3 separate regions of the Mus musculus genome follow, and all the other regions are linked to region 3. A link is a loop called in an ENCODE intact Hi-C map of the cell type or tissue named here. Cell type or tissue: left cerebral cortex. All regions are shown on one strand.

Evidence for each region. Peaks named below come from ENCODE experiments on the same cell type or tissue, not always from the same donor. Only the 100,000 strongest peaks of a DNase experiment are listed, where the experiment ranks them.
Region 1: it touches region 3 in a loop (4-fold over the local background); 5 of 42 quality-filtered maps call a loop at or near these places.
Region 2: it touches region 3 in a loop (10-fold over the local background); 3 of 42 quality-filtered maps call a loop at or near these places.

Annotation. Positions count from the first base shown.
Region 1 is chr5:118,347,867-118,355,866 of GRCm38, reverse strand. No RefSeq gene overlaps it. Among named protein-coding and RNA genes, the nearest start is that of Gm46942, 8.0 kb to the left of the region's middle. In left cerebral cortex, no CTCF peak of the experiment used is centred here; a DNase peak (open chromatin) is centred at 3,526; H3K27ac peaks cover 1,171 bases.
Region 2 is chr5:118,271,626-118,279,625 of GRCm38, reverse strand. No RefSeq gene overlaps it. Among named protein-coding and RNA genes, the nearest start is that of Gm25076, 9.2 kb to the right of the region's middle. In left cerebral cortex, a CTCF peak has its summit at 1,292 (motif pointing left); DNase peaks (open chromatin) are centred at 3,165 and 4,831.
Region 3 is chr5:118,421,115-118,429,114 of GRCm38, reverse strand. No RefSeq gene overlaps it. Among named protein-coding and RNA genes, the nearest start is that of Gm30657, 12 kb to the right of the region's middle. In left cerebral cortex, no CTCF peak of the experiment used is centred here; DNase peaks (open chromatin) are centred at 2,259, 3,763, 4,189 and 6,761; H3K4me3 peaks cover 429 bases; H3K27ac peaks cover 4,047 bases.

The DNA.
Region 1 (8,000 bases), 73 kb after region 3:
CCAGAGGCAGAATTTGACTGGCTAACTTGAATAGAAGGGGGTGGGGATGGGGGAGCCAGGGAGGGAGGGAGGGAAGGGTAGAGGGAGGGAAGAAGAAAGCAATGTGAGCCAGCAAGAAAAATAAGGGGGTGGGGTGGGGCCTAGGATGTAGCTCAGTGGCAAAAGGCCTGCCCGACACAACGTGAAACCCCCCGCACCTATCCCTAAATACACATGCACATGCACACAGAAAGAGATGGACAGACAGACAACAGAAACAGAATTAGAAGCTTCCAGAGAGATTTTAAAACATAAAATAGCCAAACAGTCTTAGAAAGGCACAGGGATTGCCCTGGCTATGGAGACCCAGGGGGGTCCCGGGGAGGTTTCCAGATGCCTTGATGGATTTGCGCCAAGGCTACAGAGTCCTAAATTCTGAGAGAACCTCATCTGGCATGGTCAAAATTGTGCGTTTACCTCTTGGCCAGAGGAAGGCAAGAGGTCCTTACATGAAGTTGCTTTTTCCAGAAGAAAGAAGACCAAGGGTGGGACTGTAGAAGCTATGGGCAGAACTCAACAGCTTTAAGTAGGGTGGGGTTTGAACTCAGAGCCCTGGCTAGCTTTCTGCTATCAAACCTTTAGACCTTCTGATTCTCTCTCCCCAGGCATGCTGCCCTGCCTGCCAGCAGACCTTCACAGTAATCCCCCTGTAGGGGCACAGAAACAGCAGAATCTTCTCATCTGGCCTGAAATGCCAGTTGAGAGCTTGCTCTTTGAGCACAAAGCCCTCGGGCTGCTGACGTTCAAGGAAGAGTTCCAGAGAATTAAGCTGGCTTGGTAGTGAAGGGCAAGCTTGAACCTGTGTCTCAGGGGCAGCACAGGAAGGAAAAAAACAAAAAACAAAACAAAAAAAACAACAATCTATTTCTCTCCTGCCTGTTGAGTGCCAGGAAGAAAATGTGGTGGAGTGTGTTTCCAGAGGGAGTCCAAGGTAGCTCCCGGCTAGTTTATTAAGCAGCCTAATTCCATCAAGATAAAGAGATTCCCTGCAATTGTTCTGAAGAATTCCATTGCTCCCGCTTTTCCCAGAGGCTAAAGGATTTGTGTGTGTGTGTGTGTGTGTGTGTGTGTGTGTGTGCACTCGAGTGTGTGTGAGAGTGTGTATTAGTATCTGTGAGTGTGTTAGTGTGAGAGTGTTTATATAAGAGAGAGAATGTGTGTTATGAGAGTGTGTATATGTGTGTGAGTATGAGTGTGTATGTATTATGTATGTGACTGGGTTACTGTGAGTATGTGTGTGTGTATATGTGTATATGTGTCAGTGTGAGTATATGTGCATGAGGGTGAGCATGAGTATAAGTGTGTGTGTTGTGTGTGTCTGTGTGTGTGTGTTCATGCTTTCAAAGGTCTCCAGCTGAGATATTTTAAATCTCCCCCAACACTACTGTTTTTTCTGGATCACACTGACTTCAAGGGGAATTTGAAGTCTGGTGTTCGGACCAATGAGTCAGTGAGTTCAGGACCGTAACTCAACCCTGGAGAATCCGATTGGCCTGGGGTGCTGGGAGGGCACACTTTTCAAAAGAGGAAGAGAAAGGACTTGGGAGGAAGAGGAAGAGTGTCAGAGTGTAGGAGAGGGAGGCAGGGGAGGGGAGTGGAGTGGAGAGGGAGAGAGGAACTGCTAAGAGATGGGGAGAAGGAAGGGGAGGAAAACGGGAGGGAGAAATGAGGGGGACCGGAAAGGGGGCAGAAGGGACAGAAAGCTAAAGTAACACGTGAGTCTAATTCTGGGAATAATGTCGCCTTGTGTCTCTGGCTTCCCGCAAGCTTCTCATCAAGGGCTTGGTGGAAAGACCCAATCTTTGAAGTTCCTCCCCCAGGCAAGTAGAAAAGAGATTTGAAGACTCTCTGAAACCTCGTTTCCCTGTAGGGAAGTGTCCAAGGGGATTTAAAGACAGGGATAATTGCACATCCTGGCGTCTCCATGCCACACCCACTCGATGGGAGGTGCTTAGTCAATGATTGCTTTCCCAAATGAATGAATGGATTCAGCTCTCAAACTAGCAGGCCGTGACCCTGTGGCTTCCCGTTGTTCTGTGCCCTGGGGTGATGGTGATGGTCTGAAACAGGACAAGAAGCCTAAGCTAGCTGGTAAGCGAGTCCAGCGGGTGGTCTTGTCTCCTCCTCTCCAGAAACTGAAATTACAACACAACATCGAACCCAGGTCCTTACACTCACAAGGCAAGTGAATGAAAAGAAGAAGGAGGAGGAGGAGGAGGAGGAGGAGGAGGAGGAGGAGGAGGAGGAGGAGGAGGAGGAGGAGGAGGAGGAGGGGAGGGGGAGGGGGACGGGGGGGGGGAGAAGGAAAAGAAATAAAATGGAAAGGAAAGGACACAGGCGCTCCTAGGTATGGTGGAGGAGAATGTTTATTATTATATCTGTGGGAGCATAGCCAGAAGCAGACACATCTGGGAGAGTCCAGCGTGGTCATGACCCTGAACTGAGTCCGGGGAGGGGAAGAGAGAGTGGATTATATTGGGAAGAGCCTCTGGGAGGCAGGCAGCCCAGCCCCTGGGCTGGAGAGTTCAGGGTAGAGGGCGGAGTTATGCCAACCACGCCCTGAAACAGGTAGGGACTGAGGAATCCTGGGAGGAGCTAGAGGCCAGGTCCTCTTTAAAATGTTAAATAGGCACCTCATTCCTCCCTCCCTTCCCCCCGCCCCCATTCCGGGTTTGAAACTTAACAGTGTATCCTTTAAGAACTGAGCCATGTGTCCCACTCCCATGCCCCAAGCCCATGAGACTCTTTGAATTCCATGGTCATCCTCTTTGGTAGATCATGAATTCTTCCGGTCTCACACCACACCATCTCATGCAAGCGTCTTTGCAGTTACAGGGCCGAGTGGCCAGACCCTGCCCACCCCTAACTGGCACTTCCCACCCCTCCACCCCCCACACCCCAACCTCCCGATATTCTTCCCACACCAACACATCCACAATGTGCTCTTAGTTTAAATGACATTTTAGCTTAGAATTTTCTCTTGCCCATTGTGTTGGACATAAGCAAGCTTGATGCTTAGGAAAATTCAGTTCTTACTAGCCACAAGCTGTACATCGGTTTCTATTTGTTTTCTGGGAGAGTCTTATGTAGCCCAAGCTGGTCTCATCTGGGTATAGAGTCAAGGTTGGCCTTGAACTCCTGATTGTCCTGTTTCAGCAAGTGCTGAGATGACAGTATACAATGAAAGGTTTATTGTTGTTGTTGTTGTTGTTTTGGATTGTGATAAAAATGATAGGAAGTTTGTACCCTGGGTTCTCTGTCATGTTCCACTGTTCAGGTCAGGCAATCTCCAACGCCACCAATCTGTAAGTGACCAAAACCTTGTGATATCTGTAATTCTCTGACGGTCTGGTTTTATCAAGAGACAATCTTAAGGCTATTAAATCCAGCTTTTTCTAATGGGTGTATCTGGGATGTGGTTCTCAGGAACACTTTGCTTGTGTGAATTTCAAGAACAAGGAAAAGTGGGGCACCACCCACACAGTCCACACTAGCACGATGAAGAATCTGAGACATCCTGCAGTAAAACAACCCAGTATGCTTCCCTGGCCATGACTGTGCAGGAACCTGAGGATGCTCTAATGAAGACCTGGACCCACTGATCTGTCCAGGTTGATCCGTTCCCTTTTTCATAAGGGGTGCTAGTGAGATTTTGGCTTTCCCTGAGTCTATATCTCTTCTTTGTCCTTACTAGGGAACTAGAAAGATAGCGACATAACAACTAAACTGCCAATCTCCTTTATCTTAATCACTGTTCTATTGCTATGAAGAGGCACCATGGCCAAGGCAACACTTGTAAGTTCATGATCATCCAGGCAGAGAGAAAACAGGCTGGCACTAGAGCAAGCAGTTTGTGAGCATTGCATCCTGATACACGGGCAGCAGGCAGAAACATAGGGAAGAAGGGAGGGAGAAAGGGAGAAAGGGGAGAGAGAGAGGGAAGGTGGGAGGGAGAAATGGAGGGAGAAAGAGAGAGAGGAAGAGGGAGAGAGAGGGAGAAAGGAAGGGAGAGAGAGGGAAAGAGAAGGAAGGAGGGAGGGAGAAATGGAGGGAGGAAAGAGAGAGAAAGGGAGGGGGAAGTGAAGAAGGGGAGGGAGGGAAGGAGGGAGGGAGGAAGGGAGAGAGAGAGAGAGAGACTCTGCCATGGTGTTTGAAACCTCCAAGTCCAGCCCAATTAACCCACTTTCTCCAGTAAGGCCACACCTCCTAATCCTTTTTAAACAGGTCTGCTCCCTGATGACCAGGCATTCAAATGAGCCAATGGGAGCCATTTTTATTCAAACCACCACGAATGTTCTTCCCCTAGTACTTGAACAGGCTAAATAGACCTTAAGTACCCCCACAGTTGGACCCAGCTGGAGACTTCTGCCTTGCTGCACCTGCAGTTTCCTACAGGAACAGACTGCCCACTGAGCTCACTTTGCAACATAATCCAGCTGAAACAAAGGATGGGTCTGTGGGTTTTCCCTATATAAACAGAGTGCTGAAAATTAAACTTTGAGCCTTGATCAGAACCTTTATCTTGGCTTCATCCTCTCGCACCCTGTCCTTTTTCATTTCCAGCCCTCCTTTCAGGTATACCCAGTTTGTCCATGGCCACTGGACGGCTACAACCACATGCTGCTTAGAACACCTTTCATTAAAACCCTTGTTGTTGGGAATGGAGAGATGACTTCCAGTTTGGTTTGAAACACCCAGGTTAGGTTTCCAACCACCTGTAACTCCAGCTTCAGGGGATCTGACAACTTCTGGCCCCCAAGGATACCATGCACACATGGCTTGCGTTCGTGCAAACACACATATGTACACATAAAATAAAAAATAGTCTAAAAGAATTTAAAAGTAAAGCAATGTGTACTGTGTGTGTGTTTTGTTTTTGTTTTTTAAAGAGGAATAGCCTCCCAAAGAAATAATAATGAAGAAGACAGTTGTCAATGCAAATTTCAAGCAAGTTGTAACTAGATGTCACTAAAGATCTCACAATGTCTGTCCCTAAGTGTCTTAGTCAGGGTTGCCATTGCTGTGATAAAATACCATGATCAAAGCAACTTGTGGAGGAAAGGGTTCATTTGGCTTATATTCCATAATAAAGTTTGTCATTGAAGGAAGTCAGGACAGGAACACAAGCAGGGCAGGACCTAAAGGCAGGAGCTAATGCAGAGGCCATGGAGGGGTGCTGCTTACTGGCTTGCTCCCCATGGCTTGCTCAGCCTGCTTCCTTATAGAACCCAGGAGCACCAGCCCAGAGATGGCTCCACCCACAGTGGGATGGCCCTTCTCCATCAATCACTGATAATGAAAATACCCTATAAACTTGTCTACATCCTGATCTGGTAGAGGCATTTTCTCCATTGAGGCTCCCTCCTCTCAGATAACTCTAGCTTGTGTCAAGGTGACACTAAACTAGCCGGCACACTAAGAAACAAAGAAGGGGACTGTATACTTTGGGGATCATCTTTGTAGACATCAGACAAGACCCCTCCTTGCCCATAGGTCCCATCCCACACTAGCACAGAGGAGTCAGAAGGCCTAAAAGTGGCACCTGAGCAGATGCTAGTGTACCAAGCTTAGTCGCTGTCATTTGGTCATCACCAAGGAGAAGAAATAAAGGGCACATGTTTGTTTGTGTCCAGGTCTCACGACTCAGTATACTAATACTCCTACCACCATGTGTGAGTGTGAGTGTCTGTGTGTGTGTGTGTGTGTGTGTGTGTGTGTGTTTGTGTGTGTGTGAGAGAGAGAGACACACACAGAGACAGAGAGACAGAGAGACAGAGAGAAAGAGACTGAGAGACAGAGAGAAAGAGAGACAGGGACTGAAAGACAAAAAGTCTCACTGTGTAGTCCTGGCTGACCTAGAACTCACTATATAGACCAGGCTGGCCTGGAATCCACAGCCATACCCCTGCCTCTGCTTCCTGAGTTCTGGGATTAAAGGCATGTCTCACCATGCCCAGCCTAAAAATCAGAATTTCTAGAAACAAAATTAGAAGAGACAATTCCAGGTAGATCAAATGATGTTGACAATCCCCTGAAGGGTGGAAGTGGGGAGCCGTCCACCTAAAGGATAACCTTTAAGATGGGGAAATTGGGGGACATAGCTCAGGCACAGAAGCTTTAAAACATGCAAAGGTACGAATCTGGATTCCCAGTCCCTCAAAACAAGCCAGGCCTGGTAGATCTATAGAGGATACCAGCCATGTCTGAGGTAGACCAAATGGACTGCCATTCAATAGAACCAACACTTTCCCTGAGAAATGACCCTGGTCCCTTTCCTAGTGCATACATAATACACCCACAAGGCCTCAAAAGGAATTTGTATGGAAGGGAGGGGTTGTTGCGGTCAAAGGGCGGCTAGCTCGTACTTGAGGTTCTGTGGGCTATACACACAGCCTCTGGTGCAGCCATGCATCTATAACTGTAATGTGAAGACTTCCTTAGGCAGCAGGCAAGTGAATGGACAACAGAGCTAATTGATCAGATCTGACTCAGGACTATTCTATACTCAACCTTCGCTATAGAACATGGCCGTAGCTATCTTTAAAGAGCAAACAGTTACATCTATAGATAGAATGAAAAGATGCACAGTCAGCTAATATTCCCAGATGTGTCTTCATAACTGGGATAAGATCCAGAACATGCCCACCTCCCTAAAGAGGCCCCTCCAGCCCCACCAAAGCATCTGCACCGCTGATTCAGCTTCTCTCCTCATGATTATTATTGCCCCTTAGACACTGGGTTCAGAATATACACTCTGTCTCTCTGATGCAGGAAGTGTCATCGTAGACCTTATGAGCTTTCCCAACTCCATTGCCAGTCAGCGCCCCACATCTCTGTGCTACAGTATCTTGTGTCTGGGCCCCACATCACATCTGTCCTGATTCACCAGTGTTGGGTCACGCCCAGACAAGAGATGTCAGGAGTAACGCCATCAAGGATACTCTTGAACATCTCCTTGGGGCAAACGTTCACACATCATTCAATAAAAACATTTTAGGTGTCAAACCAAGGTCTGCGTGGTTCTGGAGTGAGATGTGTCCTGGGATTGTCACTGTACTTCACTTTTATTTGTAGAAATACTTTCATTTACAAATACCTGTGTGTGCCTCTTTCCTCCTTGAGACTGGACCCTGTAGCTCAGGCTGACCTGGGACTCACTGTGTACCCCCGGCTGGTCTCAAATTTGTAGAGACTTTCCTGCCTAAGCCTCCTGAGTGACGATATTAGTTCATACAGGTACAAGCCACCCGTGTATTTTTATTTTTATTTTCTTAGTGTGATGTGTATGTGTGTGTGCTCACGCCCGTGCACACGTGTGTGTGTGTGTGTGTGTGTGTGTGTGTGTGTGTGTGTGTGTGTGTATACATTTACATGGAAGTCAGGGAACAACCCTGTGTGTCATTCCTCAAGCACTGTCCACAATTTGTGTGTGTGTGTCTTTTTCTTTTCGTCTATCTTTCCTTTCTTTTTTTAAGGTGGTTAATGGGGATCGAACCTAGGACTTTATGGATTTATGGTGTCCCACCTGTGCCCCAGAGCTCTGGCCACTCGGGGAGGCGGGGCACAGGAGTTCTATTTGTGTAGACCCCAGGCCGGTGCTGGGCAAGCATCGGGTTATGAGAAGCCATGGGATCCCTCTTTAGGGGTGGGAGAACACAGTCTGAGGTCACCGGGAACTTGCCGGAGCTGGCTAGGGGGTCCCCGGGACCCGCGTGGAGGCTGGGACCATCAGTTTCTCAGACACCGCTGGGAGTCGCAGAAGAGTTGGGAACAGAGTGGTGGCCCCAGGGGCTGGATTTAGCCTGGGGCCTAAGGGGAGAAGAGGGCAGCTCTGGCTGGGTCCCACAGGGAGAAGAGAGTCCTTGGCTTGCTCAGCGGGCGTCTTGGCTTGGCCGAGACCGTGGCTGAGAGCACTGAGAGGCCTCCTGCGGGAGATTAGACTATGCTCCTGCTCCATTGGC
Region 2 (8,000 bases), 150 kb after region 3:
CACAGGGTCTTAGGTTGCCCAGGTCAGCCTCAAACTCTTGATGGGGCCACAAACCCTCTCTGTTGTTTTGAACTCTTGACCCTGCTGCCTTCAGCTCTCACGGGCTGAGATCATGGGTGTATTCAACTAGTATACATTTTTTGGAATAAATATATTTACCCACCTATTCTCTGTAAGCCTCTAGCACCTACTTCATTATCTATATTACAAGAAAAAGACTGAATGGGAAAAAATTAACAGGATTACAGAGTGTGGATGCAGACGGAGGCTGCCCCCGCTCCTGTCTCCCCCACCACCACCACCACACACACACACACTGGGTTTTAATCTAATTCACACAGATCTTTGCTTACAATTTTCCGCAATGTTCTGCCGTTTCTTACATTCAAGCTCAGTGCACACCTGTTTACACGCAGTGTAACCCTTGGGTGCAATAGCGGCACCTTCTCTTTCAAATGGAACGCTTCTGAACAGAGAAAGGCAGGCAGAAGCACTCTGCCTCCAATTACACATGCGCAGGCCTCCAAAAGCAACCTCTTAGGGCTCTTCCAGTCCACAAGCTTGAAAATGTAGGAACAGATGCTTCCAAATTGTACGGAGAAATAAACAAACACATCAATGACTGCCTGGCTAGTCCCTGGGGGCCAGAGTCAGTCTGGAGGACACTTTATGGCCAGTGAGAACCTGGAGATGGAAGTCCTACTTTGTAGACTCGAGGGATGAAGAAGAAACCGCATCAGTTTGGCGTCTCCTTTGAACCTCGTGCTCCTCTGGAGTCTTCTGTGTCTATTGTTTCATATCACTTTATTCTTAATTATTTTAAATATGCACTTATTAATGGGGTAGGAAGCAGGGCCTGAGTCACGTAACTCACGTGGTGGAGGTTGGAGGGAACTTGCGGAAATCCCATTCTCTCCTTCCACCATGAGGGCTCCGGGAAATGAAATCAAGTCACCAGGATTGGTAACAAGCACCTTTACCTGCTAAGCCATCGGGCCGGCCCCGGATTACTTTAATACCCATTCTGTGGATGGGCAGAGAAGGAAACTGAGGAGGGCGGGCGCATAGGTATGGCAGAATTCAAGCCCCCTGCAGACTCCATATTCAGCCACGGGATGCTGGCAGGCTGGTCTTGGCTTCTCCTCTGCTAGAGAGAGACATGCTCCCTGGGATGCCCATGCACTTGGGCATGGGTAACCCTAACGCCCTCTCCTCTCCCCAGGCAGGAAGATGCCTATTCCTAGAGAAGCCAGGAGCTCACACAGAGGGAGAGGGGTTGTAGTGCCCCCTTGTGTTGGGAGGACCAGCAAAGCACACCCCTGGAACTCTGCACCCCTCTTTCTACCAAGGGTACGTTGGGCTGCAAGCAGGCTCTGACTTTCTACCACCGTATGTCAGTCACTCCGCTCCCATCTCAAGTTCTAGAACGGCGCTGGCCCAGCGTTCACAGCGCCTAAGATGTGACTGTGTGTGGACTCACCTCCCAAGATGCCGGGCAAGCCACATGCAGTCCACACACCCCGTGCTCCCTTCTGAGCTTCTCTTCTTTTAAAAGACACGTCTATCTATTGTAGTACAGTGGACCTCTGTGATGCCCAACACGTCTGTACGAGGAATGTTCCCAGGCAAGTGAACGCTGTCCTCACCCTGTCTTGATAGGTTTAACACCCTCCTACATCAGCAGGGAGGGAGGGAACTCCACTTCCGTGTGCAAGGGCGTGGCGAGAGCAGACTGTGATTTGGACAAATCCAAGTCTTGGTGTAACTGATAAAAGACCTCCTGTTGTCGTATCAAAGGAGAGAGTTGTTGTTGCTGCTTGCTTGCTCTCCTTCTTTCTCTCTCTCTTTCTTTCTATTCCTTTCTTTTCTTTCTTTGGTATTTGTTTTGCCAAAAGACTTTCTATGAATTTCTTTTAAGAGGCTTCTGCCATGGGATGGGTTCTTTCCAAAGACTCTACAGCCTGAAGTTACTTGGGAACTTCCCTTCTCCTGGTCAGCCTCAGTTTCTCCTATCTGTAAAATGGAGCCATTCGTAAAGAGTCAAAGGTACTCTCTTCGGGCTTCCAGGACCTTGGATTTGGAGCTCATGTCACCTTTAAAGTGTTACACTGCTAAGTCCCGCCTCTTCACATGACAGACTGTGGTTTGCATGTATTCGGCTTGCCTGTGACAGGAATTGGGGTGGTCATCTGTCAAAATCCTCTGCCTGAGTGGTGCCTATACCCTGGTTATCAATGAACGGTGTGTGCGCACAGGCACACGCTTGATCAAAGCACAGACCTCCCTCAGGTTTTTTTGCAATATGCAAGCTGTCACAGATCTCAAGGCAAGATATTATGTCTGATAAATAGAGGCGGACAATAAATGATTTCTATATTAATATCACTAAAAAAGTGTCCCTCTCCTGCAACTCAACGGAGACTGGAAGGCCAGTGGATATATAAGAGGAGGCTACAGATACCAAACAGAGACTGGTCCTGTGACAGTTGGGGTACCCCACCACCACCAGCACTTCACAATTCACTCCCCCCTCCCCTGCCCTCTCCTCCTTCATCTTTTTCAGTTCAAAGAAAAGGGGGGTCTTCATTTTCCTCCTGCTGATGGGGGTTGATTAGCAGTCAGGTGAAGCAATACTCAGGGGACAGCACAACAGATTAATTAAATCACTCTGGCTGGCTAAGTGGTGACACTGTGATTTATAGCGGCGCTCACTCAACCAGACAGCGGGCTTTCCTCGAATGCCGAAGGAAGGAGGGCCAGGCTGGCCAGTGGTTACAGACCTCGGGCACGACAGACTTTCAGGCCAAGCATTTTTACCCTTAAGGCAGGCAGAGGGCCTCCAGCTGGGCTCGAATCTCTGGCCTAGGAGAGAAACCAGAGAGAAGTGATGGACTGGCCACATGCAACAGTCTTGATGTGTCTCTGCAGAAGAGGAGCCTCAAAGAGATTCCGCTGTGGCTCTCCCTGAAGAAACAGCCCCCTGCCAGCTACAGCCTGGTGACTGGGGGGGGGGGGGGGGGGTGGGCTTTGTCCCTGTTTTCCAGGACAGAATTGTCTCCTCAGCAAGATGCCCCACTGTTTCCCTTAGATGTTTTGTGGGCGGCTGCCTCCACTTCCCTGAGGAACTAGGTCACACAGAGTAGTGTGACAACGGGAGCTATTCTAACACATTTAGCAAGAACCGGTTCTGTGACACGCTGTGTGGGAGAGCGGGGAGCTAGCTCATTTCCACATCATTCCTGAATTCGTGTGTGTGTGTGTGTGTGTGTGTGTGTGTGTGTGTGTGTGTGGTGTTAATTACACACATATACCTCCATTATGATGTCATGACCTGAGTTTTATATGGATGGACCAGGTACTTTACCCACTGAACTGTCCCCCCAGGTACCCCCCTCCCGCCCTGGGCCCTCATTTCCCAGTCTTTCCTAAGGAATCAGAAACTGAGCCTCAGTTTCCCTAATTTATAGTGAGTTCTTCCTATCTCTGGCTTTCTTTTCCTAACCATCTGATGGCCCTGGTCAGAACTAAATTAGATATCTTAGACCTGAGTGCATAGTCAGCCGGCAGGTAGTCATATTCAAGGAAACTAGACACCCCCACTGTTCATGAACAGATAAATGAAAATAACAGAATCCATGCAATGGGGTGTTATATAAAATCCATACAATGGATTCAGCCAATATTTCTAAAAAGGAAGAAAATTGGGAGGGGTGGTGGTGAATTAGTTCCGTTGGCAGGGTCCTTTGCCTAATGAGAACGATCCCCAACACCACAGGTGCCAGGGTGGTGACGCAGGCGTGCAATCCCAGTGCTTAGGAGCTGGGGCTGAGGATCAGAAACTCGCCTACATGGTGAGTTGTAAGCCGGCCCTGGACATTTTAGACTCTGCCTCAAAAATTAAAAAAATATTAAGGAATGAAATCCTGCCCCTGCTATAAGATGGGTGGACCCTCGGGTCATTGTACTAAGAGAAAGAGACCATACACAAACTACTGCGTGATTTCAGAGCCCGGGAACCTGCTACCTTCAAATCCCATGGGGAGAAAGAGGAAGGTTGGTGGCCAGGCAGGAGAGAGGGAGGTGGAGATAGTGTGTGGTAGCTGTCCTGTTCAGCGTGAGGTCCGAAGGTTCCGCGGAGCTTGGTAGCATTGGCTGTGCCACCGTGAAGCAACACACCACACCTAAAAGCGGCTAACGTGGCAATGCGGCTGTGATTTCTAAAACTTAGGTAAATTATGTCACTGATGACAACAGCAAACAAATTTCCTCTTTCTCCTGATTTCAGTTTTTAATTAGCATGTAAAGTAACAGGTTCCATTATGACATTTTTCAGAAACCCATGTTACTGTATCTTGCTCACATCCAGCCCCTCGGGACCCTACGTCGTCCACTCTCTCCCCTCCCCTCACCTTAGCCCCACAAATGCTCTCCATTAGCTTAAACAAAGCATGCTTGCAGGCAGGATGCAGAGAGATACAGAAGGAACCAGGAAGAAGCTGAATTTAGGTCTCCAGTGGCTTCCCCCCCACCCCCAGCTTAGGAGTCTCAGAAATCCCTGAGAAGCCGCCGGACCCTTATCTCAAGTATGTTGAGAACCCGGGCGCCATCAAATATTAAAAGGGTAGAGCGACCGACTGGCATAGTTTTCCATATAAATGACACTACTTACATATATGAAGATTGCTTTTCAAATTCAAATATAATTATTTTTTTTTAAAAGGCATCCAGCAAGCTTCGGCTCTTTCCCCACTCTGACACTTCTGGCTGTTGTCATGGTGTAGTGAGGTGCCTGCTGGCAGACAGCCCAAAGCACTTTGTAATATGCCCTACAGATCCTCGTTGAGAAGTGATCAAAGAGTTGGCAGCGGGTGAAGACGGGGCTGAAACCAGCCCTACGAGGGCTGGGGCCGGGCCATTGTCCCTCTTGGTGGGAACAGCTGCTTAGCAGACACTGGTACAGCCTGATTATCTCAGGCGCGCTCTCAGAAGGCTCTGGATTCTCTGGGGGCCTGCACCTTGCATTTTAGCAGACAGCTTGGTAAGGATGCCGTGTCAAACCCCTTTTGAAATGTCTCCTTGACTCGTGGGTGGAGATGGAGCCTGGGAATCTCATTAGGGGTCCCTGTCTCCCTCTGCCACATCCCCCTGCCTGCTGCCGAGCAGAGCTCATGGGGCACACAAATGGCTCCCCTCTTCAATCAGCCTCCAGAAATTGCTCCGCAGACATGGTGCAGGTTACCTAGGCGGACCTGGGAAGCCAGCTCCTGGGTACCCCTGGAAGAATGATTTGTGGAGTTTGCATATCTGAAGTGGGCAGGATGGTGATGCCTAGGGTGGGGTAGTGGGTGGCGGAGGTAGGGGAGAAGTCAGCAGCTCTGGACTGATTTTTGTTGCTGTTTTGACACAGGGTCTCCTAAAGCTCTAGGTAGCCTTGAACCCACTGTGTAGCCAAGCACGGCCTTGAAAGGCCAATCCCTTTGCCTTCACCTTGCAAATGGTGGGATTACAAGTGCGCACATTCATGTGTGATTTAGGAGCTCCCAGTTGTTATAAATGGTAAGAAGCCACCACCAGGCCATTTCATATTCCCAGTATAGGCTGGAGTGGAAAAGGAGGCTCCAGGGGCGGAGGGGACAATAGGAATATCGTCCATCTGATTCTTCCCACTGCTCCCCACACTCTCCCTCACCTCCATCTTCCCCTTCCATGGTTCCTTGTCTGGTCTAGAAAGTTTAACCACCGGTCAGCACGAAGTCACAGCGGCAGGCATGGGCCGGAACTGAAGGTTAAGAAGGGTGTCTGCCCTGTGCCAATATGCCTTGGCTCCTATATGGCAGGGTCAGGACACGCCTCAGAGCTTATACACCTCAGAGGGCCATTTGTTTGGTTCTCTGGGGGTGGTTTCCATCTACACCCTAAAAGGAAATGGGTTGGTTTCCTTTCACCGGGTTGGGGAGGGGCAGGGATATTAGCAGTAGCCTGCTGCCCAGTATTGTGTGGGTTCAGAACAATTCCAGCGCCTTTGCCTCCACCCACAGCTGAAGAGCTCCTGGCCTTGGACTCCAGAGGCAAAGGCTGATGGGAGGAGGGCCAAGTTGCAAAATGAATATATGCATGTGTGCCTTCCACGCTAATCACCAGGAACGTATTTTTGGGGAGGTGAGGCAGAGCGGAGCTGCGGGACACCCCCCCATTAGTGTTAACTTTATTTCGGTAATGAGATGCCGGGCCTGGAACAATCACTGTGGCTAATCACAGTGATGAAGACTGCATGCTGGGAAGGGAGGGTAAGGCCATGGGAAGGGGGTCCCAGAGCCCTGGGGCCACCTGATGTGGAAGAGGAGACAAGGACAGGACAGAAAGGCTCTGGAGGGAAAGCTGAGAGTGTCCAGGCCAGGAGGGAAAGCGCCCATACAACTCCATCCTCATCTGAACTCAAGGGACACAGCACACAGCACGCTGCTCACGGGATGCTGGCACCCAGAGGTAGCCGCAGAGGGAGAGAGCAGTCCCGGCCATAGAGTCCACCCAGGCAGGGGTCAGGAGCACAGGTAACAAAAAGCAAAGCCACAACTATGCATTAGGCCGACCTGGCCAGCCAGGGAGAGAGACAGGGAGGGACGGGAGGAAGTGAGCCACGCAGACCAGGTTCTAGGGAGCTGCAAGGAAATCTGCAATGTGCCCAGAAAGGTTCCGTGTTCCCAAACCCTCGGAGACCCCAGCTCCCACTGTTCAATGTGATGTGGGTCACTGCTGTGGTGAAGTTTGTGATCCAGTGAAGAGACCAGGCAGAGGGGAGCACACCTGTCACCCAGTGCTTGGGAGATCAAGGCCAGCCCAGCGGACTGGATGGGAAAGTCCCTATGTAGGAAGAAGGAAGGAAGGGAAGAGGGAGGAAGGAAGGGGAGGGAAGAAGGGGAGAGAGAGAGGGAGGGAAGGAGGGAGGGATGAAGGAAGGCATAGGGGGTGGGGGAGTGTACAGTACAGCCTGGGGGGGGGGGCAGCAGAACATCGAGTGACTCTTAGCAAACCTTTCAAGGGTCCCTCTCCCTGGTGAGAGGAACAGTTCCTGCAAGAGCCTGAGAGGCTGCTGGTATGACTTAGGCAAGAAGTCGGGGCTGGAGGGTGAACAGGAGCCATGGAAGGAAGAATCTTGGTTCTGAAAGGACCACCTGGACTCTTACCTCCCCTCTGGGAGGTGCTGATGGCATCTGGGATGGGGAGATAGCTCATGATGCCAGGCTGTCTAGTTTGGTCCCAACCATTAGGAGCATCAGGACCAATGGTCAGACTCAGAATCTCACCCTAATCAGGATCCTGCCCCTGCCAGCCTCTCTTCCCCCTGGCCTGATCCTGCCACTTGAGTTAACTTAGGTACTTCATCAGATGGATAAGGCGTCCTCCCTGACACATGGTTTAGAGTGGCATTCATTGCTGTCTCCCTGGCTCCTGACATCGACACAGATCGGGGCTGCTTCTGTCTCCGCAGCAACCACATGAGAAACAGGAGTGTTGGGGAGCCAATTCATTACCCAGCTGTTAAGAGTAACAAAGCAGAGACACCCAGCTTGCCTGATCAGGCTGCAGCAGGTGAGAGCTATCCTCAGCCTGGTGACAAGGCAGCCGCAAGCCCCTCTTCTCCATAATCTTGACCCACCAGGGCTCAGCCTCCAGCAGACCACAAATGGATGGGTTAATTCGTTTCCTACCCTGTTCCCATCAGATACTATACCCAGAACCAGCCACCACCTCAGAGAGTGCGGCTTTCACACGGCAGGTGCTGAGAACCACATGCCACAGAAGGAAGTAAAGGCGACTACATGACAGAGATGTTTTTATTGGGGTCGGTTTGCTTAAAAAACTAGGTTTTTCCTCTGTGGGTTATTCTTGCAAGCTTAGACCTCGAGCAACAAAAGATCACAGTTCCAGGTGGTATCTTTAAGGAGCGTTAATTAGGGCTCTTGGCACTTAGAACATGAAACATTTTAACATTTTCTGAA
Region 3 (8,000 bases):
GTAGTGGCTTTAGTGCTTCCACAAATGTTTATCTCACTGTATACTAGGAAACAGGACAGAATGGGGAAGTCAAAAGGAAGAGACTGGACAGCCGATGCGCAGAGGAAGAAGGAGGTAGGGCCTTAGGTGAGAGGAAAATGCAAAGAAGGGGGTGGGGGGGGAGGGAAAGGCAGGGGCAAGGCGCGCATGCTCAAGCAGGAACACCCAGGCGTGAAATGGAAACCGGGCAGCGCATCCCGTTGATGAACCTTAGCTGACTTGGATCCAACAAGCATCAACAGGCTTAACAGCCAAAAAGCGATGGTCTGTCAGTGTTTCCAAGTTTGAAGTCGGCTCTTTCCTGGCCTCCTGGGATGCTGAGTTTGCTACTCCCTCTCCCCCACCCCCACCCCACAGCTCCATGTAAGGTTCGTCAGTGGGTTCATCGGGGGACCTACAAAGTTGGGGTGCCATCACAGGGGTTCCCCGTGGAAGTAGAATATGCTTTCAGTAAGTGCTAGGGACCCCGCCCCCAGCACGATGACTCTCTAAAGTGGGGAAGAGTGTCAGCCCCAGCACCTCAGAAACCAGGCAGGCCTGTGATCCCAGCATTCAAGAGGTGCAAGAGGGAGGGTCGAGAGTTCAAGGTTACTTTCAGCTAGTGACTTCAAAGCCAGTCTGGAATAAATGAAACCCTGACTTTAAAAGGGGAGGAGGGAGAGGAAGAGGGGGAAGAGGAGGAGAGGAAGAGGGGAAGGAGAGGAAGGAGGGAGAAAGAGAATGAAATTGAGATTCTGAGATTGGACGCGACCTGTTCAGGAGCAAACAGCTTATGTCAAGTCTGGGATGGGGAACGAGGTGTGTCTAACTCTGGAACTCAACTTCTGTACTACTTTGCCATTCTGCCTGTCACTAAAGCTAAAGGAAGTGCCCCAGGTGGGTTGAGGAGGGGACAAGAATTGTTGCTTGTGAAGTGACAGGTGTGGGCGGACAAGGTCCAAGGGAGGTATGAGCATGCTCAGAGGTGGATATAAGAACAGAAAGGTGCCAGGTGGGAGGGGTGGGGCAGCAGAGGAGACATGGAGGTAATTTGGGTACAGGGGTGACCCAGGGTCACACCCATAGTCTGACAGAGCTGCAGACTAACTGAAAAAACTATGCTCTCATTTGATACCAAGGCACAGAGAAGTTAATCAGGCTGCCTATGGTAAGATAGCATTCTAACTTCAGACCCTGCCTGCTTTCCCAGGCAAAGCGATGGTAGATATACTACAGATGACATAGAGGACTTCATTGACGTGTCCTGGGTGGGGGGAGGGGGTGCTGCCTTGGAGCCTGTCTTGACTACTGCCTGTTAGGTCGTGGGACATTGACTTTCAGTGTCCTGTTGTGAAAAATGTTATAGAAGGTGGCATATGGGGATGGTCACACTAGGGCTGTGGAATAAATGACCCCCCTTCCCTCCACCCTCTGCTGCATTTCAGGTAAACTAAGCCTCATGCTGAGTGTAAGGGTGGGAAACTTAGGGGTTTGATGAGGGGTGACCTGCAGGCTAGTGTCAGCTACAGGAGGCTTCCATTGGTCATTGACAGATTCTGACTAACAATGTTTATCAACATCCTTGGTGTTTGGAACTGTTTAAGCAAAACATATTTGGTGCCGGGCAGTGGTGGCACATGCCTTTAATCCCAGCACTTGGGAGGCAGAGGCAGGCTGATTTCTGAGTTCGAGACCAGCCTGGTTTACAGAGTGAGTTCCAGGATAGACAGGGCTATAAAGAGAAACCCTGTCTCGAAACAAACAAAAACATATTTGGCATGAAAACTTCTTGAATTCTGTTGGGGCTCCTCCTGGGCTAGCACCCCTCTTTCCCTCTTAGAAGCCAGGGGGCTTCCTCCACTGCAAGATGAATTCCCTAGGCTCTGGGTCATATTAAATATATCCTTCGGGGTGGCAAGGATGGCTCAGCAGAGAGTGGCACACACCCAGATCTCCAGGACCCATATCAAGGTGGAAGGAGAGAACCGACCTCCACACATTGCTGACACAGGTGTCTCCTACCCTGCTCCAGCTGTGCTCAGGGCTGGCCAATCAGAACACGGCATCCAAGATGCACTGGGATGCAGTGCGTGGAGGGGAGGAGTCCTCACCGCTTAGAACATCATGCTCTTGTACTTCTCTCCCGCCTCCAAAATGCAGTTAAATAAACCTCTGTTCTTTATAAATGACCCAGATTGTAGCATCCGGTTATAGCAACAGTGGGGGAGAACAAGAAAAGAGAGCAGACTGTGACACATCACCACAGTGACTGCCTGGAGTGTCTGTCCCTTGCCTCTGTCACTGCCATCTGTTCCTATGCTTTCCAGCTGATTTCTGGCATGTCACCTCTCCCAAGATGTCCTCCTGGATAGCTTTGTGAAGTGGCTTCCTACATCTACTCTTCTCATGTAGCTCCCCCTTTCTCCTCTCTCCTCCCTCCTTCCCTCTCCTTTGTTCCTCCTTCCCTACCTCCTCTCCACTCTCCTCCTCCTCCTTCCTCCCTCTACTCTTCTCACTGTAGCTTCCCTTTTCTCCTTCCTCCTCCTCTCTTCCTCCTTTCCCCTCATCTTCTTCCTCCTCTTCTCCCTCTTCCTCCCCTCTCTCCTCCCCTTCCTCCTTCTTTTCCTCTTCTTCTCTTCCCCCTCCTCTTCTTCCTCCCCCCTCTCCTCCCTCCTCCTCACTTTCTCTCCCTCCTCCTCTTCTCCCTTCTCTTCTCCTCCTTCCTCCTCTCCTCCCTCCCTTCTCCTCTGCTGCCTCCCTCCTCCTTTCTCCTCCTTCTCTTCCTTCTCCTCTTCTCCCTCTTCCTCCCCTCCCTCCTTCCCCTCCCTCCTCCTTTCCCCCATCTCCTCCTCCTCCTCCTCCTCCTCCTCCTCCTCTTCCTCTTTCTTCTTCTTCTTCTTCTTCTTCTTCTTCTTCTTCTTCTTCTTCTTCTTCTTCTTCTTCTTCTTCTTCTTCTTCTTCTTCTTCTTCTTCTTCTTTTTTTGTTTTTTGTTTTTTTTGAGACAGGGTTTCTCTGTGTAGTCCTGGCTGTCCTGGAACTCACTCCAGGCTGGCCTCAAAAGAACTCAGAAATCCACCTGCCTCTGCCTCCCAAGTGCTGGAATTAAAGGTATGCGCCACCACGCCCAGCTTCTCTTCTTCTTCTTGAGACAGGGTATCAAATCAAATAGTCCAGGCTGATCTCGAACTCATGATGTAGCCCAGGGATGACCTTAAACCTACCATCCTACTCCACCCCTGTCTAAAGTGCTGGGATTACAGATGTGCATCACCGCACCTAGTTTAATGTGGTAGGTTAGGTATCCACACTCATGCTGAGCGAGCGCTCCTCATTCTCAGCTGGCCTGCCCCGTTCTGTGATCCCGTGAAACCAAACACAGTCTTGCTGGTGGGTGACCTGCTGAGATTTGGAGGAGGTGGTACTGACTCCTACATTTTCCATTCATGGCAGCACCTAGCACATAGTAGGTGCTTAGTGCACTTTGGGTGAATGAGTGGAAACCTTGGGAAAGATGGGTGGCAGGGAGCTGGTTTCTGGCAGTGAGGACTCATGGCTAAGCTGGAGGTCCAGTGGAGAAGTGCTGACCTCATTGCTCTGGTTCCCAGCCCGAGGCTCATCCAGAGGCCACGGTGCACAGAGGGAACTGTGTGTACGAGTATTTTCACAGCTTCTCAGACTTCTGAACCAGCAGCCTTCCCAGGAAAACACAACACCCGGGGCTTGCTCCCAGCTCCTCCCGAGGAAAGCAGGGCCAGTGCCCCAAAGAGCAGGCCCTTTGTTTACAATAATAAAGCAAGGTCCATGGCAACCTGTTGTGACATCATGGGAGTGTGAGGTCACAGATCCTTCCAGGGGAAGAACAGGACTCAACAGACACAATGGATTCGGAACTTCCCTAGCCCCACCAGGGTGAGAATGTATAAATGTGTGTAAATATATAAACCAGCTGGTTTCTCTTGTTTTCTTTGCCTCCCTCTTGTTCATTCCTCATTTGTGGAAAAAAATAAAAAAAACAATATTTAAATAAATAAAAGTAAAAAAGAAAAACAACAACAACAAAAACCTCCGAGTGGAAAGCTTTGTCCCAGGAATTTCCTGTTGGCAGTTGTCCAGGGAACTGGGCATACCAACAGTCATGTGGAGAAAAGGGCCAGGCCTGGACCAGAGAGAATGCTTGATCTGCTGGCTTCAGCTTCAGGGCTGGGCTTCCCCATCCTGGGGATGCTGGCATGGAGAATTCCCCCATCCCACTCCCTGCCCCTCCCTTTCGCCTCCCCCTACGACTGGACAGTACATTCTGTTCTTTCCCCCCATTCTGTCTCCTCCTCCTCCCCCTCCATCTCTCTCCATTTCCTTCCAGCTTTCATTTTATCTCCTACTGTCTCTACTGTCTTTGTGTCCCCAACCCCAACCCCTCCAAGGCCCTGCCTCAGTATCCTTCTAACTTTAAGGTCTCTCTCTCTCTCTCTCTCTCTCTCTCTCTCTCTCTCTCCCATCCTGGGCTCATGTTACTGAAACATAGGAACATTTCAGACTCAGGGCATGTCTGTGCAGGAGAGGCTGTGTGACTCCGAGTTGCATGGCCAGGGGTCTGAGTTTCCTGGGTAGGCTCCTAAGTAGCAGATGCACATCATGCAGTCAGGAAACACATGGAGCCTGTGACCCAGGCACCAGGGAGGTGGTCACGACTAGCCACCATCTCCCAAGGCCTGCAAACCCTCTACCGATATGATCTTCCTGGCCACCAAGCCTTGCCACAGAAAGGCAGGGAAGGATCCCACCCCTGAATCCTCCCTCCAACTGTCAGGCTCTACACCAACATTTCCATTTCAGGTAAACTGGGCTATCTCAGTCTCCAACTCAGTCTGTTCTGAACAGCCATCCCCTGTGTGCTCCATGCTTGGCAGTGTTGCTGACCCCTGCCCATTAGATTTTTAGTAGGAAAGTAGCCCTGTTGTGACAACCCAATGTATCTCCAGATATGCCTGAAGGGTCCCCTGGGGGAGGGCAGCCTCCTGGAGTGGGGAGGGGGAAACACCTTTGCTCTTCCTCATCCAAGGCACTTTGATTTCCCCAATCCCCATAGCTTCCCAGTACTATGTGTGTTGTTGTGGCTGGTGGTGTCACAGCAGTGTGGTCCCAGGGTTTTCTGGGCACAGGGTGCGTGATAGTGTATGCCAGGTTGATCCCTAGAACCATCTCTGGAGCTGCTATGTGGCGAAGCCAAGGGGCTGCCCTTCATCATTCCGAGGAAGCTGTGGTCTTCGGCTCCTACATCCCTCGCTCTCTCCCCTGTCCTCTCTGCCTGAATCCACCTCATCCTCCTTCCCACTAGGCCACCTCCTCATATCAGGAGAAGAAACCTTCCAAGAGGCTGGCAAGGTGGTTCGGAGAGTAAGGAGACCTGAGTTCAATCCCTAGGGCCACGCGGTGGAGGATGAGACTGAATACATACAGGTTGACTTCTGATCTCTTTGTAGTTCAGAAATCCCATCTCTGGTGAATTGGCTTTGTAGTGAGGAGAACATGGCCTCTCTTGACAGTAGGGCTTGAGGGAAGCTGGGAGTTCCTATGAGAAGAGCCAGAAGCTGAAGTAGATGGGCCGAAAGAAGCCCTTGGGGACTCCCCAGTCAGTTCTGTATTGTGCCTGGTGGGCCCCATTTCTCATTGCTCATGTTCAGTTTAGTCCAATAGGGTCAGGCCATCATCCTTTCCTACGGCCGGCCGGCCAAAATTGGCTGGTGAGCATGCCCGGGGCCTCCTGATGGTTTAACGATCACATTTGGAGCAAAGGGAGTTTGGTGATCTGGGAGCATGGGGGACCTAAAGCCCTGAAAGACAGAGCAGAGGACCTGCTGTCCCCAACTGCCTCCCACCTTCCAAGCCTCTGACCGTGCTGATCTCAGTCAAAAGACTTCAGACTTCACAAGGGACACCCCCCCCCCGGGGGGGGGTTGGCACTTGTCTTTTGCAGAGCATGTTTCCAGAGCTCTCAGCTTGCCCTGAGTGGCATGGCAGATAATGAGAACATAGCCACAAGAACCTGGGGGAGCAATCGAGCCTGTGGCTCTCACCTCCCTCTGAGGACATCCACTCTGCTTCTGGTCCAGGGATACAGAACAGTCCTGGGAGCTTCCAGGCCCGGAGGAAGATATCTGGGCATCCTAGTACCACTCAGCTCCATTCTGCCCTTGACCCACAGAAAAAGTGAACCATGCTGGGGAGGACTGGAGGAAGATTGGCCATGGGATCTTCCCTAATGAAGTCCAGATGGGTGAGCACGTGTGTACACGTGCGCACGTGTGCTAATCCTCGTGTGCCCCACCACGGGCGGCGCATGACATCTTCACCCTACCAGCTCAGCTCTGAGGTCCGTAGGCATGTGCTCACGTGTGCACACGGCAGGCATGCACAGCCGCTTGGCATGAACCACGTTGGGGGTGCCACTTGGAGCAGGAACGATTTAATGTTCCAAATTGGGGCAGCAGTGGGGTGTGGTACCACGAAGAGGGTTGGTCAGAGCCAAGTCAGAACTCTTTATAACATTCGAGGTATCCTGCTTATTCTCCAAGGGTAAAGAGACCCCCGCAGGGTCTGGGATTCTGGAAAATCCACAAGTAACCACCTTCCAGCCAACCACCTTTCCTGACACTTCCCACCGGCATGCCCAGATGGTGCCTGAGATATAATCGCCACGTAACTCCTCCCCTCCCACCCCCCAACACACGCCAAGGCTGCAAGCCATGGAATACATTTCAAGCCACGCTGTAAACTGTGCTTTTGGATGTCATTGAGCCCTCCCGTGCCAATGACATCACAGTTTCCATGGCAACTAATATAATTAACATGAGGGAAGGTGCAAGGAGAAGGGAAGGCAGAGAAGGAGACGGGTAGAGTCCAGCCTGGAACAGAGAAAAGAACACGGGGTGCAGGGAGGGCAGAAGGACCCATAAATTCTTCTGCCACTTGTTAGACCGGCCCCCTGGACGTCACCCCCCCCCCCCGCCTCGTGGCAGGGTGGGGGTTGTGGAGGGTGAGCTCTTTGGCAAGCTCTGTCTCCTACAAAAATACAGAAAGGGCTTTGTCCCCTCTCCAGTTGCGGAGCTGACCCAGAGGAGCAAGCCTGCCTCAGGTGGGGCGAGAGCTCCTCTACGCTCCTTGGCTCTTGCAGGGTCTGGTGAAGCCAGGGCCTGGTGGGGCTTTCCTAGAGCCCAGCTGGGGATATGCATACTCCTATGGGAACACAGGTGACTGTGAAGTTGAAATGCTTGAACAAGAAAACCAGTGTTAGATTTTTCTTGCCCCTCTGCTAGAGGAGAGGTTGCAAGGGTAGAGGGCAGGTATGAGGAGAGGGGGGCATGAGTGGGATGAGGGTGCATGATGTGAAATATACGGAGGATCAATAGAAAGGTTTTGGTGTTGGTTTGTTTGGTTTTTTTTTTTTTGTTTGTTTGTTTTTTTGTTTTGTTTTGTTTTGGTTTTTGGTTTTTGGTTTTTAGAGACAGGGTTTCTCTGTATAGCCCTGGCTATCCTGGAACTCACTTTATAGACCAGGCTGGCCTTGAACTCAGAATTCCACCTGCCTCTGCCTCCCAAGTGCTAGGATTAAAGGCATGCACCACCACTGCCTGGCAGAAAGCTGAAAGAAAGAAAGAAAGAAAGAAAGAAAGAAAGAAAGAAAGAAAGAAAGAAAGAAAGAAAGAAAGAGAGAAAGGGAGAAAGAGAGAGAGGGAGAAAGAAAGAAAGAGAGAGAGAGAGAGAGAGAGAGAGGAAGAGAGAAAGAGAGAAAGAGAGAAAGAAAGAGGGAGGGGAGGGGGAGGGGAAGGGGGAGGGGAGGAGGAGGGAGAGGGGGAGAGGGAGGGAAAGCCAGCACTTCAGGTCACAATAATGACCCTTTACCCTTAGCTTGGTGCTAGCTTCCTGTGAGCCACGTTGGTTAAGCTCAGCTCTGGGACTGTTATTATTATGATGATGATGATGA